Linked DNA regions of Homo sapiens: regions 1 and 2 are each linked to region 3. The links are chromatin contacts, found by Hi-C in ENCODE. All regions are on one chromosome and are shown on one strand. The core of a region is the stretch at or near the end of the contact, and the rest is flanking DNA. Distances in the headings are between cores, read along the strand shown.

Region 1 (2,734 bases), core at 65-2,564, 1.1 Mb after region 3:
AAAAATTAGCCAGGCATGGTGGTGTGTGCCTGTATTCCCAGCTACTCAGGAGGCTGAAGTGGGAGGATCACTTGAGCCCAGGAGGTCGAGGTTGCAGTGAGCTGAGATCACACCACTGAACTCCAGCCTGGGTAAGAGCGCAAGACCCTGTCTTACACACACACAAAAAAAGATGGACCCTGAAAATGAATAGGTTTCCACAGGCAAAAAAGTAAGAACGTTTGGAAAGGAAGAACCCTGTGATTTTGATGTTTAATGACCTGCCGGACAAGGACTGTAGCCACCTCAGGCAAGAGAGTCAGTGGGTTGAGTCCTGGCTAGCTGGTCACTAACTTAGTGGCCTTTCAAGGCACTTGGGCCTTGGCCTCCATTTCTGCATCTGTCTCTTGGGGACCATAGTGGTCCTAGGCCAGCTGCATCACAGGGTGCATATGATAGAAGGATCTAACTCCGAGTTAGAAGTGTCTTGCTAAGATATTATTAGTCATTTCTATTATTAAAGTCAAAGTCTAGCATTCAGAGACATTAGAAGGTCACGTTTGTGTGATGAGTGATTCAAAACACGGAAGACTTTGAATGCCAAGTGGATGAACAAGTAGTACTTACACTAAAGGAATTCATGAGAGAAAATGGAAGCTTATATTTATTGAGCAACTACTACGTGCCAGGCACAAGATTTTGTGAAACTGGTGCTAAATATTTACATTTTGCTGATGAGGAAGTGGGGTCTCTAGAAAAGGAGAGATTTCCATATTGACACACACCTGGTGAGTGTAGGAACTCTACCTTAGAGCCAGGTCTCTCTGTGCCCAAAGGGAATGACTTAGCAGAAGGGAAGGAGTGGAAAACATCCCCATCACTCTCATATCCTCAAGATCCCTTGTTAGTGCAGAGGCCCCTGGGAGCTTCTTACATGTGTGTTTTTAACCTAGTTGGCCTATTCCATTAGAGGCTGTTTTCCACTCTGTCATACCTCCGCCTTCTCTAATTCTGTTCTGGGACCACTTTCCACTTGGACAATTCATCCTCCTCCTTTGCACCCTTCCCAGTCTCCTTCACCTCCATTCCCATAAACTCCTGTGCATGTTCCTGTTACAACACTCAGCCTGCTGCAGTGGAATGCATCTGTTCTGTGCATTCTTTCAGGAAAAAATATTACGTCTTCCAAAAAATATGGAACCAACCACTAATTATGGCACATCTGCTTTGTTTCAAAAGTAAGTGTGGACAGGTCCAGGATGTTATCTCCAGACTACTCTGGAAAGCTCTCGGCATTCTCGGAACTCACAAAGGATATATGAGCAATTGCTCAGTGACTAGGCTGCAACCTGTTTCTGTGGGACTCCCACAATGGCCTCACAGCCAAAACTGTGGGAAGATCTAGGAAGAAGACATAGACTCCAACCTGGGTCAGACAAAGGGCGGAGGAAATAATTGAAAATCTTATACCAAAAACGTTAGAAACAAAAGTCATTCTCAGTGCAGAAGAGTAGCAGAGAATCATTTAAAAATGTGCATCCCTAAGAGGCCGAAGGAAAAGGAGCAGAGGCTGAGCAAGAGTCCCTGTGTGACAGGAAAAGCTGTAAGCAGTGTCTGCGGCTTTCTCTCCCCAGCCACATCCGCCATTCTCTGTTAAGGGCCCTCTCACCGAGGTTAGTCAGCCTCTCTCCTTAAAACTGAAAGTGACTGCTGGCATGCAGTTCCTCTCACATCTGGATTGCTAACCACCTGCTCCCCAAATTTGAAAGTATAATGGAATTGAATTCAAATTTTTACAAAACTTAGGAACTTAGGGGGCCAACTTTGCAAATCATAATTGATTTCCAAGAGACATGTCCTATTATATTTGTTTAACAAACATGAATGTTTCGTACATCAGATGCATTCTCAAGGTGTCATCCAATCCTCTTTCATTTAAAGTAGGGCAAGCGCGTGTTAAAAAAATCTAAATATTTAAAAATGATAGCAAATCTCCCTCACAACCAGACCCCCAGATTCCTTGCGAGAGGTAACCATCATGAATAGTTTTTTTGGGCCTCCAGACATCTTACACATATGTAAGCCCATGTATTCACTTGTGTTCATTGCGTTCGTATCCTTTTCATATCAAATTAGAGCAGTCAGTGCCTACTCTTCTGAATCCAAGTTTCTTTGCTATAACAATACATTTCAGCACATTCAGACTCACTCATTCTTTTTCAAAACTGCGTTGTATTTTATTTTAGAGAAGAATGATCATGCATTTTCCCAAGTCCCTCTAGATTGGCATTTAGGTACGTTCCGTCTTTTGCCTTTACAGGTAATACCACACACTTGCCATTGCACAAAGTTGCTCTCCCAAAGCATCAGAGGCCCTCCCCCTACCTTGCCACACTGGCTAATGTGGGACAGTTTACCTTTTTCCAGGCTCAGTGGTGAGCAATCCTATGCTGTCTCTTTATTATTTAGTCTTTTCTTTCTCTGTGGACTGCCATGTGTGTTGTCAATTTTTCCACTGAGTGGCATTTTGGTGACAGATTTGTAATCCCTGGCTTTACAATAGTGACATGTTCTTCTTCTGACTTGTTTGGCAAGTATTTTTCCTGTTTGACCTTTTTTTAAATTTAACTTCTGCCATATTTTTCATTGGTGAATTTTAGTTTTATTTTTATGTACTCATATGCATGAGTCTTTTCCCTTATAGTTTCTGGGTCTTGTTTTGTTTTGCTTAGCAAGGACTCACCCACTCTCTTGA
Region 2 (2,700 bases), core at 93-2,592, 1.1 Mb before region 3:
GGACAGGAGAGTTAAGGGCTCCTTCTGCCTGAGGTCATGTTCTAGGCTGACTTCCTCATGGGACTTTTGTGGGCTTCTCTCTCCACAGCTCCCCTTCCACTCACAGCCTATGACTGTTATCTTAGCTTCTGCATCGTAATCTATGTCTCCTATTGTTTTCTAATGAGGTTGCCTTGCCCCTTGTAGCAGAGTCACTCTTGGATGAGATCCATAAAACCCTGCTATGATCACCTCCTTTGCTGCGGAATGTGGGGAAGCAGTTGGCAACTGAGTATGGAGGACCTCTGTCAAAACTGAGACAGAAAGAAGTGCTATTTAACATCTAGTCACAAGTAAATAATGTGGGTTATAATCTGGGCTGTAGGCTGGACGTGGTGGCTCATGCTTGTAATCCTAGATCAGGTGGGAGGATCGCTTGTGCCCAGGACTTTGAGACCAGTCTGGGTAACACAGCAAGACCCTGTCTCTACAAAAAAATTTAAAAACCGGGCATCATGGCGCATGTCTGTAATCCCAGCTACTCAGCAGGTTGAGGCAGGAGAATCGCTTGAACACAGGAGGCAGAGGTTACAGCAAGCCGAGATTGCGCCACTGCGCCTGAGCGACAGAGTCAGACCCTGTCTCAAAGAAAAAAGAAAAGAAAAAAAGAATCTGGGTTCTGCCATTTATTTATTTACTCAATTTTTTTTTTTTTTTTTTTTGAGACGGAGTCTTGCTCTGTCGCCCGGGCTGGAGTGCAGTGGAGCGATCTCGGCTCACTGCAACCTCTGCCTCCCAGGTTCAGGCAGTTCTGCCTCAGCCTCCCGAATAGCTGAGGCTATACGCGCGAGCCACCACGCCTGGCTAATTTTTTTGTATTTTTAGTAGAGAAGGAGTTTCACCGTGTTAGCCAGGATGCTCTCCATCTTCCGACCTCGTGATTCGCCCGCCTCGGCCCCCAACGTGCTGGGATTACAGGCGTGAGCCACTGCTCCCGGCCTATTAACTCAATCCTTAGAAAAACAAATGTGGCAAAGGTGGAATCATACAACATATGGCCTTTTGTGTCTTACGATATTCATTTTTGCATCTGAATGTTCAAACTAAATAATATCTACCTTGTGAGGCCATCTGAATCACTTAGGATGGTCCTTGGCACCAAATTTGCCTTCAAAAAAGCATTTGCTTCATTTAATTTCGATTTATTCACGAAGGACTAAAGGACACTGCAAGGGCGGGGAGGGAGTGTGCGCCTGCGCTCTGCGCCTCCTAGAGGGCAGTCAAGGGCTTCTGGCTGACCCGAGCGGAGATCTCGCGAGACTGTCAGACGTATGGCGAGAGGTGTGGGAGGAAGATTGTGTTGTCGCGAGAACTCTGCCTTTGGGCCGTAGGTTAGTGTGGGGCCGTGTCTCAGTCCACCCAAGGTCTCCTCGGATCGCCTGGAGAGGCACTCGGACCTGGTAAGAACGCTGTGGGCCGGGTGGAGGCTCGATGACCGCTGGCCCGCTGGGCCCGGGCTTGTCCGCCCCTTCCCGACCCGACCGACACCGGGACCGGTCTGCCTTCTCCTTCCCTTCCCTCCCCTCCACACGCCAGGCCCGGGCACCTCTTCCTGCCTGCCCGCCGGGCCCGGGCCTGTCTTCTCCCCTTCCGGCCACACGCCGGGCCCGGGCCTACGTTCTCGCCTTCCCGCCACACGCCGGGCCCGGGCTTGTCTTTTCCTCCCCGACCCTCCTCGTGCCCGGCCGTGGGCCTGTCCTTTCCTCCCCGACCCTCCTCACACCCGGCTCGGACACCTCCTGCTCCCCGCCGGCCTTCCCCTCTCTTTAGGTGTGACAGCTCCAAGTTTCCTGTTTCTCTCGCCTCTTGCTTGGATGTGGGGCGAGGCGAGGTCTGTTTTGCCGGACGGGCACAGAACATAATCCATTTCTAGCTTGTCAGGTGGAAATGCAAAGAAGATATTGGGTTTTTTTGGCCCTCTGTGTGCCAAACACATACTGTCACATTTAATTCTCCCAATAATCCCGAAAAGTAGCTTGATTATCTCTGTTTTACAGCTGAGAAGAGTAAGGCTTGCTCATTCATTGGTTCATTCCACCAGCAATCATTTATTTGGTGCCTGTATGTTCAGGATGTTGAGGATAGCAATGAAAAAAATGGACACCTAATTCTCATGGAACTAAATTCTTGTTGTGGGGAAAACAATAATCATAATCTTACGTGGCACGGGATTTAACATGGAATGATGCCATCAAGAATGGCAGAAGTAGAATGACAGAAGTCAGAGTGCTGAATTTATCTGACCCCAAAGGCAGAGCTTTTTTACTTTTAACTGTGCCTTTTTGTGTCACTTTCTAATCAGGGTCGGGTTCACCACAGTAATTGCCTTTTGGATGGACTTAGCTTTCCACCACGCACTTGGTAATTTGGAACTAAGTTTATAGAGACTCTTGAGTTACTTATTGGAATGAGGATGGCACAGGAAGTCATAGTTGGCCCATTTTTATACCGAGATCCTAGTGTGACATTTCCAAACTTTAAAGTACTTGAGACCGTTTGAGAAAGACTTACCCTAAGGATGCAGTGGCTTAGGCAATTTACTTGGTTTTCTCATTTGAAGATTTGCTAGCTTGCAGATTTGTTCAGATAAGTAAATGAGATTATGTATGTAAAGTCCAGCACAATAACGTTCCTTTCATTTTCTCCTTTCCTGCCTTCCAG
Region 3 (2,799 bases), core at 184-2,683:
CAGCCCATGACAATTTCCGGCCAGCATTTTTTTAACCTAAGTTTAATGAGTTTCATCTCTCCTCTTCCCTCCCTTCCTCTTTCTCCTCTGACCCTCTCCCTTCCTGTCTTCTCCCCTAACCTGCTGTCCTGGCAGAAGTAGCTAAGGAACCACACAGAGGAACAGAAGGCAGGATGGTCTACATTTACCTGTTACTTCACCAATTCACTTCTAACTTAAAAAAAAATGGTTTCTGGCAACAAATCCTGATTGACACCTTAGTACTGTGGGCAGTTAAACTACAGCAAAGCCAGCGAGGGGCTCCTCTGTGAGTGCAAAGCATAGCTTTGGAGTCTAACCTGCTTGGGTTCAAATTCCAGAAGCCCAGCCCTTATTTGCTGTGCGACCTTATTTAATTCCTATGTGAAATGGGGCTCCTGAAGCTGTCCTTACTGTGTTTTAAGAAAGTGCTGGCCCTGGCCTGGGCACTGATTCTGGTGTGAGAGGAGGCCTCCCTCCCTCCGCCGTGCCAGGTTAATGAAAACACTGAGGCATGTTTTGGAAGTGGGAAGTGCAGGATGGGACCGGAGTCAGGAGCCCAGAAGAGCAGGGCAGCAGGCAGGCTGACCTTCGGAGACTAAGGGTGAAGAGCAAGAGACTCAGGGGCACAACAAGCCCTGGGTTCAAATCCTGGCTCCATCACCAACTCATCCGGTAAAGGTGGACAATTTTATAACTCTTTAAGCCTCAGTTTTCACATCTGAAAAGGGGATAACGAAAGTAGGACTCTCACTTGCTGTGAGGAGTAAGAGGCATATCGTGTTAAAGCACTTGGCCCAGAGCAAGGCGAGCCCTCTACAGACAGCGATTGTGAGACAGACCCCCCCTGCTGCTATTATCTTGGCGTTCGATTTCCATCAGTGAAATCAGAGTTGTGCCAGAGGCCTCTAGGCTCTCTCCCCAACTCTAGGATCAGTGCTTCTAGGAAACTGGTTAAGGACAAGGTGAACAAAAAAGGTGTAGCCAGTGGCCGGGCTCATCTGTCTTGCTCAGGTTGTAGCCCCTAAATTGCTTAACAGAGGTGCCAGGCGCAGTGCCCCCTCTCAGCAATGAGCCCGAGGCCCGCAATGCGCCAGGCTGGCGGGGGAGGGACCCTGCGCGCTGCGGCCGAAGGGCACAAGTGCCCAGGCTTCAGCGTCCCTGCCTGGTGGCAGTCCTGGGTCGGAGGGGATGCTCCATGGACGCCCAAGCACTCTCCTGCTCGTTCATCACTCACCGTCCAGTCATCGCGCAGTCCAGAAGCCACTGCATGTGTCGTGTCCTCGCTTGCACCGGAGCTGCGCCCGCAGCGCCTGCTGACCCCAGGCTTCAGCTGCTCGGGGCCAGGCCCGCCCCTCGCCCCGCCCCTCGCCCCTCGCCCCGCCCCGCTCCCCGCCTCTCGCCCGGCACGGCCAAAGGTGCCGCCCCGGTCTCTCCGTCCCGCCCCGAGCACGCCCCTCACTCCGCACCGGCCAATGGCACCGCCCCGTCCGCCCCGCTCTGGGAACGCCGGTAGGTTCCGGGTGCAGGGCGGTGGCCTAGGGGCGGCGGGGAAGATTTGGGGCCTGCGACCTGCCAGGTGTCCCCAGGCCATTGTTCAGCTCGCCGCGCGCTCCCGAGTTCCCGAGGGCGCCCCGGGACGCGAGGAGAAAGCAGCCCGACTCAGCCCCGAGAGGTTCGGTGTGCGGGCAGCGGCCAGGGACTTTGCGGGGTAGCGCGGACTCCTGGACTTCCAACAAGGGCCGCTGCGCAGGCGCTGCAATCACTGCAGGCACTTGTCTGCATGCCTGGTGGGGCTTGGAGTCTGGGGAGGCTTATCAGTAAAGCCCAGAGCATTTGCTATTTATTGCTCAAGGGGCACCTTTGTACAGTCTGGCCGTTTGCTTGGCATGGCCTCTTAGAACTCCTTATTGTTTAAGAAATCCGATCTGGTGAATAAGAAGTTAGTCTTTCTCTCCCAGTCACTGCCTCCTGGACGAATATTTGCCAGCACGGAGGCAGAGAGGACAGAAAACCACAAGCCATTTGGGGAACTGGGAACAGTTCAGTGTTTCTGGGGTGTGGGGGTGTCAAGGTGGGGGATGGGGTTGATGGAAAACATTTGCAATTTCTGCTTTACCTCACGATTCCCAGCTCTGACCTCTGGACCTGTTCTCTCCCACCCCTAACATAAATCATTTTAGTTTCATTCAGTGTGCGTTTCCTAATATTTTTAGGGTCTCATGGCCATTTTAGAATCTGATATGGATCTTCTAGAAAGTGCAGGTGGCCATATGCACCAAAATCAGCCTGGGATTTGAGTCTCATGGGTCCCTGAACTTCGACTTAGAGGGGCTGTGCTAATGCTTGTATGGCTGCTGTATGACTTATGTTGGAACCCCCACCTGCAAAAAGTGACAGGACTGAAGATACCCAGTCCAGGGGCCCTCCCGTTTCTGCGTTTGCTTGAATTTTTGGAGAATGGCCCATCCTTTGACAGCTCTGAGGCTCCCTGTGGTTGGTGACTTGTCATGACACATTTGCTCTTCCACAGCCCTCATCAAAGCTGAGACAAATAATCGGGTGCTTCCAAAGGTTTTTTAAAAGTGGGTAAAATTCAATATAACTGTCAACCTCTGAGCATGAGATCCTAAGAATTTAATCACTCCTGATAGGAGAAGTAAACATAGCACCAGGGTGACATAACAGTTTCCCTGGGCTCTCCAGAACTCGAGTGTGAATCATTCTCTCTGACCTAATTAATGCTGTTCACAGGGCCATGACTGGCTCTGAGTGAGGACT

The links. Hi-C counts contacts between places; a loop is a spot of excess contacts on that map. Pooled maps may share reads with other maps.
Region 1: a pooled map shows a loop between it and region 3 (2.6-fold over the local background). The contact joins the enhancer-like site here to the promoter of TMEM72-AS1 in region 3. A Hi-C loop is called at or near these places in 5 of 50 pooled maps.
Region 2: a map of CD14-positive monocyte shows a loop between it and region 3 (4-fold over the local background). The contact joins the promoter of NCOA4 here to the promoter of TMEM72-AS1 in region 3. A Hi-C loop is called at or near these places in 1 of 168 maps with a recorded cell type or tissue (CD14-positive monocyte), 3 of 37 single-sample maps with no recorded cell type and 7 of 50 pooled maps.

Annotation. Positions count from the first base shown.
Region 1 is chr10:43,815,399-43,818,132 of GRCh38, reverse strand. All of the region lies in intron 2 of LOC105378275 (a long non-coding RNA gene), which reads right to left. Among named protein-coding and RNA genes, the nearest start is that of LINC00619, 29 kb to the left of the region's middle. RefSeq lists a silencer at 1,366-1,566. Within about 2 kb of position 1,314, at least 14 of the 41 ENCODE cell types and tissues checked have a DNase peak (open chromatin) inside an H3K27ac peak, as active enhancers do.
Region 2 is chr10:46,029,265-46,031,964 of GRCh38, reverse strand. It overlaps NCOA4 (nuclear receptor coactivator 4), which reads left to right and starts at 1,342. Exons shown (of 10, transcript NM_001145263.2): 1 at 1,342-1,439. LOC105378287 (a long non-coding RNA gene) reads right to left here and starts at 1,190. Exons shown (of 3, transcript XR_945923.4): 1 at 1,098-1,190. RefSeq lists an enhancer at 1,297-1,366 and a silencer at 1,727-1,816.
Region 3 is chr10:44,958,323-44,961,121 of GRCh38, reverse strand. It overlaps TMEM72-AS1 (TMEM72 antisense RNA 1), which reads left to right and starts at 1,433. Exons shown (of 8, transcript NR_033842.1): 1 at 1,433-1,530. RASSF4 (Ras association domain family member 4) reads right to left here and starts at 1,320. Exons shown (of 11, transcript NM_032023.4): 1 at 1,256-1,320. RefSeq lists a silencer at 1,350-1,569 and an enhancer at 1,347-1,641.